Linked DNA regions of Homo sapiens: region 2 is linked to region 1. A link is a loop called in an ENCODE intact Hi-C map of the cell type or tissue named here. Cell type or tissue: dorsolateral prefrontal cortex. All regions are shown on one strand.

Region 1 (5,000 bases):
AGTTTGTGAAATACATACTGGCTAGGTGGTATCTTTCTTTGATACATAGCAAGGCAATGGTGGAGTACCAGAAAACTATTGAGTGTCAGAGACTATACTTTCTATTTGCCCTTATTAGTTGTTATTTTCAGGATGGAAAATAGTGCTCACTTTCTTAGTTTACTAACAGTTTCATCTAGGGGTCTGTTTATAAAGTAATACAAAATGAAACAAGCCTAAGAGTAATTGTAAAACAGAAAACTAAAGTTTTTTTTTTTTTTTTTTGAGACAGGGTCTTGCTGTCACCCAGGCTGAAGTGCAGTGGTGTGATCTCAGCCCACTGCAGCCTCAACCTCCTGGGGTCAAGCGATCCTCCCACTTCAGCCTTCTGAGTAGCTGGGACTACAGGTGCATGCCACCATGCTCGCCTAATTTGTGCTTTTTTTTTTTTTTTTTTTCGGTGGAGACAGAGTTTTGATATGTTGTACAGGCTGGTCTCAAACTCATGGGCTCAAGCGATCCACTTGCCTCGGCCTCCAAAAGTGCTGGGATTATAGGAATGAGCCACTGTGCCCACCCCAAAACACATTTTAATGCTACTTTATACATAGTTATCTAGGGAAAAAAGTAGCCAGTGTTACCTGTGCTTGATGGTAATAACAAAGTTGATGTTAATACTTTATATTTGCGAAGTCTTCATTTTTTTCCCCCAAATACTTTCACATTTTTAAATCTTTATAATTAGGAAATAATCTTTAGTTATCTTCATCTCTAAGAGGGAATTAATACTGCATCTAGTGTAACTGTTGTGGCAAGTTATCATATTCGGGGTTTAGTTTTTAGTTTTAGTTTTAATTTTTGTTTTGAGACAGGGTCTCACTCTGTCACCCACAGATCACAGTTCACTGCAGCCTCGACCTCCCAGGGTCAGGTGATCCTTCCATCTCAGCCTGCCGGGTAGCTGGGGCTACAGGCACATGCCATAATGCCTGGCCAATTTTTTGTGTTTTTTGTAGAGATGGGGTCTCACTGTATTAACCAAGCTGGCCTCTTAACTCCTGGGCTCAAGCAATCTTCCCGCCTTGGTCTCCCAAAGTGCTAGGATTACACGTGTGAGCCACCTTGCACAGCCCAGGACTTAGTTCTTAAAACCAGGTGTAATTGAAAATCTAGGAAAGTTAAAGTACTTTCCCATCATTCATTGCTACATTGTTTGTAATACAAAAGATTAGTAACAATTCAAACATCCAGTATAGAGGACCAGTTCCAGTTCAAATAGAGTATGTTTCAGTCATACATTAGTATACTCCGCCTTCTTTGCCTCCTCCTACTGAATATGTCATTTACTTTTTTTTTTTTTTTTAAACTCATGACTTTACAGCCATAGACTTTCACAGGTGAAAAGAACTTTTGGGTCATTTGGTTCTTTCCTCTCATTTGACAGAAGACACAAACTCAATGAGATTAAATAATACCCCAAATAATAGAACTCACAATTTTGAGTGTTAGAACTAGACATACTTCTGGTTTAATAAATGTTTGAGTTCATGTTTTTTTCTCTGCTGTCAATCCCTGTGGATTTGTTCTTTAGGATGATGATTACATTCACCCTTCCTTTCTACTGAGTTTGCCAATGTGGTCTCTAATTATATCAGAACTGGATTGCTGCGACATCCTCTTAGCTAGTCATGTAGCCTAATCTTTTTTCTCTCCGGTCCATCTCCTTTATTTTGTCTCACTGATTTTGCTAATACAGACCTTTCATAAATCATCCTTTTACTCCAGAAGCTTCATCCTTTTAATTCAGAAGTGGTCGTCATTGAATCAGATCCTGAATTATCAAGGATCTCCATGCTCTGATTCCATCCTGCCTCTTCATCCTTATTTCCCTTGTTCCCCAACTGCATCTACTCATCAAGATGGTCTCACTCTCCTCTAGCTGCATGTGAATTAGTGCTGTGGTTCTTATGTTGGTTCCTTATCCTGGTACCCACTCACTCCCCATCCTCTCCATTTAGTCACTTTCAACTCATTGTTCAAAATCCAGCTCAAGGCCAGGGGTGCCAGCTCATGCCTGTAATCCCAGCACTTTGGGAGGCTGAGGTGGGCAGATCACTTGAGGTCTGAAGTTTGAGACCGGCCTGGGCAACATGGCGAAACCCAGTCTCTACTAAAAATACAAAACTTAGCTGAGCATGGTGGTGCACGCCTGTAGTCCCAGCTACTCAGGAGGCTGAGGCATGAGAATCGCTTGAACCCGGAAGGCAGAGGCTGCAGTGAGCTGAGCCAAGTTTGCACCACTGCACTCCAGCCTGGGTGACAGAGCAAGACCCTGTCTCAAAAAAAAAAAAAAAAAAAAAAAAAAATTCCGGCTCAAGCTCCACCTTCCCCCTGAAACATTTTGTGATTACAGTGATTTCTTAATCTCCAAATATACACTGTAACATCCCACTTAGCAATTGATACATGAACTAACCTCTATAAGAGATAAAACTCCAAAATCTCAGTGGCCCAACACCGTAGAAGTTATACTTGCTGATCATAGGTGAGAGTGTATAATTCATGATGCTTTGGGGGCAGGGATGGGGAAAAGGAGCGCTGTGCTTTTTGCAGCCGTTTAGAGACTCAGGGTGATGGAGGCTTTGCCATCTTCAACACAAAGCTCCCAGAGTTGCCTCAGGCATTGGTATTTGCTGAATGTTGGAAAGAAGGGACAGTCTATCTGCTTCTTTGCCACCTCCGTCCAGAAGTGGCACGTCATAACACTTCCGCTGGTGAGAACTAGGCACAGGGCTCCACCTTGTGCTGGGAAATGTACCCCCTGGCTGGGTGTCTATATCCCTGGAACTACTCTTCTCTATGGAAGAGAAGCACAAATCTGGGGAGTAGCTAGCTTTGTTACAATGTTGTCCTGTTCTGATTTCTAATTGCTTTGTGGGTGTTGTCTTGGCATCTCCAGCTGGATTTCACACTGTAACTAAAATTCCTCAAATATATACAGTAAGACAAGAGTCTGGCATTTAGTGTGTGCTCAGGAAATGTCTTTGTTAAATAATAGATTTATGTAGACTTTTTAAAAAAATTCTTAATTCCTAAATTAAACACAGAAAGGGAAACAAAGTTGACAAATCCCTAATGGTTCTGTCTTTTTTAAAACAGTACTTTGCAATGCAATTTCTCACTTCACCTACAGAAAGTGAAATTTAGCTGCAGTATCTTCAATTTCAAAATAATAATATTATTTTCTGCTTCTATGGACTATTTTTAACCATTTCATCTTGTTTGTCTTTATATTCTTGTCTTTTTATTATAGAAAAATTAACATATATATGAAAATGGACAGGGTATTATAATGAAATCTCATGTACATATTACCTAGCTTTAACAATAATTGGCCCATGCCCAGTCTTTTAAAATCTATATACTCACTTCCCTCCCACACTAAATTTCTTGAAGCTAAACACAAATATATTATTTCATATGTAAATATGTCTGTAACACCAGACCTTTGGACAAGGTAAGGCCTTGTCCAAAAATACCCCACAATGCTATATCTCATTTTAAAATAACAATAATTCCTTAGTATCTCTAAATAATCCAGTTAGTACTTAAATTTCCCATAGTTTTTTAAACAATTGGTTTGTTCAAATCAAGATCCAAACAAGTCTACGTGTTTTTATCACACACACACACACTCTCACACACTCTAAATAAATAAATAAAGAAGGCAGGAGGAAACTTTTGGAGGTGATGGATATATGTATGGCATAGGTTGTGGTGATGGTTTCACAGATGTGTACTTATCTCCAGGCTCATCAAGGTATATACGTTAATTATGTACAGCATTTCATATGCCAATCATACCCCCAATAAAGTGGTTTACAATACTCAGAAAACACCATTAAGAACTTAAAAATGAAAAGATACAAACAAGGGATACACACAATACATTTTAGACATTCCTCTTAAATATTTTTAAAACAACAAGTCTTTTCTCTGCTCCTTTTTTCCCCCTTGGAATTTATTTGTTGAAGAAACAAGGACATTTGTCCTATAATGATTCTCATTCTCTGGATTTGGCTGATTCTATTCTTCTGGTTTGTGCAACAGTTTCATGTACTTCTGTCCCCAGTATTTCCTGCAAACTAGAGATAGGTCTAGGATCTTGATCAGATTCAGGTTTTGGTTTTTCATCAAAGGGTGGGGTTGTGTATCTCCACCAGAAGGCATAATGTCTGGTTATCTCTCTTTTTGATGTTAACATTTATTAGTGGGTTTAAGAGTTTTTACCAGATGCATTCATTATAAAATTTGCCTTTGGCTTTTCGCCTAGTTGCCTTGGCTGCCATTGATGATCATTGCCTAGTCTATTATTTCATTAGGCATGTCTTGTCTCTTTTTGCAATGAGATTTTCCAATGTTTTAAAAATATTTTATTTTTTCTTCTTACATTATTAAACATATTTAAAACATTTAAACTTCCCTCTAATTCTAATAATGATAATTAACACTTTGGCATTTAACACTTTACAAAGCATTTTTTTTTTTAAGGGACATGGTCTTGCTATGTTGCCTAGGCTGGATTGCAGTGGCCATTCACAGATTCGATCATAGCTCATGACGGCCTCAAACTCCTGGCCTCAAGTGATCCTCCTGCCTTAGCCTCCCAAGAAGCTGGGACTACAGGCACATGCCACCATGTCCAGCTTACAAAGCATTTTCATATACACTATTTCACAAATATTATCTGATACTCACAGAACACCCTGCAGGTAAACCGACTCTATAACTTTGGGCAAGGGTCGTCACTTTAGAGATGAGGAAAATAATAATAACCACTCCTAAGATCGTTATGAAAATTAAACAAGTTGAATGTATGCAAACTGCTTAAAATAGTGCTTACTATATTACAGCAAGAGTGAAATAAAAATTTGCTACCACAATTATTAATATTGTTAATGCTGCTATCATCATTTCTTTCAGTTTTAACCATTATGTTGTTAGTTTATTTTAAAAAATGT
Region 2 (5,000 bases), 210 kb before region 1:
CATGCCAGCCTGGGTGACAGAGTGAGACCCTGTCTCAAAAAAAAAAAAAAAAGAAGGATTTTTAGACTTGTGCTAACTCCCAATCATGGGCTTAAGACTTTCACAATAAAAATCATTATGTGTATATATCATTCTAGCCTTAAAAAACATAATTGCTAAAAGGACTATTAGAATGCCTTTCTATTTTACAGTCTGGGTAAATGCTTTCCCAGACTTAAGAGCTTCTTAGAGAGTTTTATCAAACATGCAGGCACATTTCTGATTATTTAAGGCTTAAGACTTTGGAAATTCTTTGGCATTTAGCTACAGCCTTTTGACATTTTTGCTGTTCATTACCAGTACCGTGCTGTGGAAAGGAAAAGAGAAGGGACACACAAGGTGATTTTATACACCTACAAACAGTGGAAAAGTGATAGTGGATAGGAAAAAAGTAGAATCTACATGAAATATTTGTAGATTTAACTTATGTTCTGTTCTCCATTATTGTAATTGTTTGTGTCATACATTGCTGCATAATAAACTACCGTAGGCCAGGTGCAGTGGCTCGTGCCTGTAATCCTAGCACGATGAGGGGGTGAAATGGGAACATTGCTTGAGGCCAGGAGTTCAAGACCGACCTGGGCAACATAGCAAGGCCCCATCTCTACATCTGAAAAAATAATAAATTAGAAACCTACTATAAAACATAACTTTAAAAGAACACTTAATGATTTCTCACCATTCTGCATGAGGGCGCTGCTGTATGACTTTCTTCCATGTGATGTGGGTTGGGACTTGTTGGGAATCTCCCCACGTGGTCTCTCATCCGTCCATGGCTTAGCCTGAGCTTCTTTACATGCCAGCAGGACCCCAAGAGACTGAAGCAGAAGGTCTCTTAAGGTCTCAGAACCAGCCCAGAAACACATCTGCTCATTTTATTGGTTAAAGCAAGGCACAAGGCCAGCTCAAATACTAGGGCTGGGAAAACAAACACTACCTTGATGGGAGGAGCTGCAAAATATTGTGGCTATGACTTCCAACACACCTCAGTAGCTGATCAAGTTGACTGTAAAATTAAATTGGACAAAATTGGTAAAAATTCCAGATTCTGACTTCTGCCAGACATTTATTCCATTTTGCATTTATCCCATTTGCATTTATTCCATTTGCAGATCTGCAGATTAGGAAGTAGACAGAAACAGTAAGAAAAAACACGTGGATAGTCTTAATCACTTTTCAAGTTTTTTTTTTTTGGAGATACAGGTTCTTGCTAGGATGCCCAGTTTGTAGTGCAGTGGCTATTGACAGATGATATACCACACTGTGGCCTCAAATTTCTGGGCGCAAATAATCCTCCCACTTCAGCCTCCTGAGTAGCTGGGACGATAGGCACATGCCACTGCGCCCAGCTTCAAGAAGTTTGTTTTTTTTTTTTTTTTGAGACATAGTCTTGCTCTCTTGCCCAGGCTGAAGTGCAATGCCGCGATCTCGTCTCACTGCAACCTCCGCATCCCGGGTTCAAGCGATTCTTTTGCCTCAGCCTCCCAAGTAGCTGGGATTACAGGGGACTGCCACCACACCCAGCTAATATTTGTATTTTTAGTAGAGATGGAATTTCACCATGTTAGCCAGGCTGGTCTTTAACTCCTGACTTCAGGTGATCCACCCGCCTCGGCCTGCCAAAATGCTGGGATTACAGGTGTGAGCCACCATGCCTGGCGAACTCATAGGCTTTAAAACATATGTCTTGGGGACTGGGCGTGGTGGCTCACACCTGTAATCCCAGGACTTTGGGAGGCCGAGGCAGGCGGATCACGAGGTTAAGATATCGAGACCATCCTGGCTAACATGGTGAAACTCCGTCTCTACTAAAAATACAAAAAAAAAAATTAGCTGGGCACGGTGGTGTGTGACTGTAGTCCCAGCTACGCAGGAGGCTGAGGCAGGAGAATCGCTTGAACCCGGGAGGGGGAGGTTGCAGTGAGCCGAGATTGCACCACTGCACTCCAGCCTGGCCATAAAGTCTCGTCTCAAAAAAAAAAATTACACACAATATATATATATATATACACACACACACATACATACATACACACGTGTGTGTGCGTGTGTGTGTGTGTGTGTCTTGGACTCACGCCTGTAATCCCAGCATTTTGGGAGGATGAAGCGGGTATATCACTTGAGGTGAGGAGTTGGAGACCAGCCTGGCCAACATGGTGAAACCCTGTCTCTACTAAAAATACAAAAATTAGCCGGGTATGGTGTCAGGCGTCTGTACTCCCAGCTACTTGGGAGGCTGAGACAGGAGAATCACTTGAACCTGGGAGGCAGAGGTTACAGTGACCACAGATCATGCCGCTGCACTCCAGCATGGGCGCCAGAGCAAGACTGTTTCAAATAAATAAATAAATCATAAAATAAAATAAAGCTTATCAGTGACCCTTGACTTAACTAGCCCCTTTTTCAACTGAGTTAACTAGCACATATGTTTCTTATCCATTAAAGCCTGTATTCCTATCTTCTCTGAAATGTAGAAGCATATAATAGGGTCAGTAGTTAAGAGTGAGGATTTTAGAATAGGAGCTAGATTTAAATTGTGGCTTTGTACTACTTTGTGTGACTTTATAAACATTATCTAAAGTCTGTATTTTTCAGATTCATTCATAAGACAGTCTACCTCATGAGGTTTTTGTGAAGTTTGAATAAATATGTATACAGAGATTAGCAGTGTCTAGCACACGGAAAGCATTCAACAAGGTCAATGATTTTTATTTGACAGGCCTCAGTCTGCAGGAACATATATTTAAGCTTTAAGATTTGCTCAAGCCTCTTGCAAAATGGTCTATGGGGCCTCTGGCAGTAGGGACTTCATATACACTCCCAAACACTGAAGCCACCCAAACAAGCTTTTGTACTAAGCTCTCTGAATTTCGAGTGACTTTTCTAAATTTTTTGACCCATAAATTTCCTCTTGGTTTGCTTTGCTGCCCTCTTCTGGTGGAATGGCAAAAGAGTTAGATGACATTTCCAATCCCTACTGCCACTCAAACTGCTAAAAGCTATCAATATTTTGAATCCTTAGTCAAAGAATCCAACTTGCAAAAATCTCTGGCCTTACATTCAAGTCAATTCAAATGAAAATAAAGTCTAAACGTAAAGCTTCTACCTATGAATTTCAATTTATTTCTATTACATGGAAAGTGATATTGGTAGGTAGAATAATTATTAAAATGGACTACTCATTTTAGGTTGAAAAGATCTAAGAATATTTTGTTATTCTGAATGGCAACAGAAAATTCCTTATAAACTGCATTTCACTTTTCTGAAACAGTGAAATGTGTACATATAGAGTCTTAATTTTAAAAAACTTTTTTCCTAGGCTGGGCACAGTGGCTTACGACTGTAATCCCAGCACTTTGGGAGGCCGAGGCGGGCGGATCACGAGGTCAGGAGTTTGAGACCACCCTGGCCAACAGAGTAAAACCCCATCTCTACTAAAAATACAAAAATCAGTCGGGCATGGTGGCACATGCCTGTAGTCCCAGCTACTTGGGAGACTGAGGCAGGAGAATCGCTTGAACTCGGGAGGCAGAGGTTGCAGTGAGCCTAGATCATGCCACTGCACTCCAGCCTGGGCAACAGAGCAAGACTACATCTCAACAAACAAACAAACAAACAAACAAAAACCAACCAACCAAACCAAAAAAACCCTTCTTTCCTAACGTTAACATCAGCTAATCTCTATATCTTCCAAACTATAATACCTATGTATTATCCTGGTATTTAAAAATTTTAGCATAGAAACTGCATGCAAAATGTTACTGTGTACTTCCTTCAAATACAATGAGAAAGGTAAATACTTAGCCTAATACAGAAAATTATTTAAATCACTTTAACAATTTTCACATTGTTTTGGAAGATATTGTAAACATTCTAGGCTAGGCATGGTGGCTTATGCCTGTTAATCCCAGCACTTTGGGAAGCCGAGGCAGGAGGATCGCTTGAGCCCAGTAGTTCGGTCTGGGCAACATGGCGAAACCCCATCTCTACTGAGAAATACAAAACTTAGCTGGGCGTGGTGGCATGCGCCTGTGGTCCCAGCTACTCGGGAAGCTGAGGTGGGAGGACTGCTTGAGCCTGGAAGGTCAAGGCTGCAGTGAGCCATGACTGCTCCACTGCACACTCCAGCCTGGGTGACAGAGTGAGACTCTGTCTCAAAAAGAAAAAGAAAAAGAAATATTCTAGGTTGTATATAGACAAAGCTAAAATTTAGAAGCAAATGTGCAGAAAGTTTGTACATTTGAATTTTCATTAAACTGCTAATCCTACTGTAGAATTTTGTGATCAGAAAAACATTTCCTTGGTCCTTGATTTTCAGAAAAACATATTTTAAGGAGAAATATACATTGTTTTCTTGTTTACTTCATATTGGCTGTTTGGGTATAAATCTGTAGAAGTTAAAAATATGTTCTTTTTGAAGTATTGGCAAGAGTTCTAAAGTTACAAATACTAGTACATTAAGTCATGATAACAGCACTTATGCCACGTTATCTCTACAAAATGTAAAATGACTGGAATCTTTGGAATTCCCTTCCCCCACTAATTCAACAAAGCTCAGATTTGTCGTACTTTAGAACAGAGAGACTATCTCCTTGAGCTACCCAAGCATTGCTGCTTTTACTGGTCAAATTATTTACGATCTGAATATTGGTCATTTGCATATTTTATAGGAATTATGCACCTTGGAGACAAGGGAACAGGTTGCAGCAAATCTGTTAAAAATACAGTTTATGTTCAAAACTAGATCTACTTTCCATGTTTAGCACAATATGCAAGGGTTGCTTATTGAGTGGAAATATGCCAAAATCTGGGTTAAAGCCTTTGCAGTTCTCTATTTGCCAGAATGAAAACATGAATTTCTGGCCTTTAAGGCTGTGTAACGAAGACCCAGAATTGAAGAATAAAGTACTAAAAAACTGAAATTAACTTTATACACCATTATTTAGAAAGTTATTAATATA

The links. Peaks named below come from ENCODE experiments on the same cell type or tissue, not always from the same donor. Only the 100,000 strongest peaks of a DNase experiment are listed, where the experiment ranks them.
Region 2: a loop joins it to region 1, with 2.5 times the contacts of the local background. A loop is called at or near these places in 8 of 110 quality-filtered maps.

The regions. Positions count from the first base shown.
Region 1 is chr7:77,437,516-77,442,515 of GRCh38, reverse strand. No RefSeq gene overlaps it. Among named protein-coding and RNA genes, the nearest start is that of GSAP, 24 kb to the right of the region's middle. In dorsolateral prefrontal cortex, CTCF peaks have their summits at 2,577 and 2,778 (motif pointing left); a DNase peak (open chromatin) is centred at 2,765; H3K4me3 peaks cover 493 bases.
Region 2 is chr7:77,649,716-77,654,715 of GRCh38, reverse strand. LOC105375363 (a long non-coding RNA gene) reads right to left here and starts at 1,375. Exons shown (of 3, transcript XR_927695.3): 1 at 977-1,375; 2 at 719-857. In dorsolateral prefrontal cortex, CTCF peaks have their summits at 2,772 and 2,982 (motif pointing left); no DNase peak of the experiment used is centred here.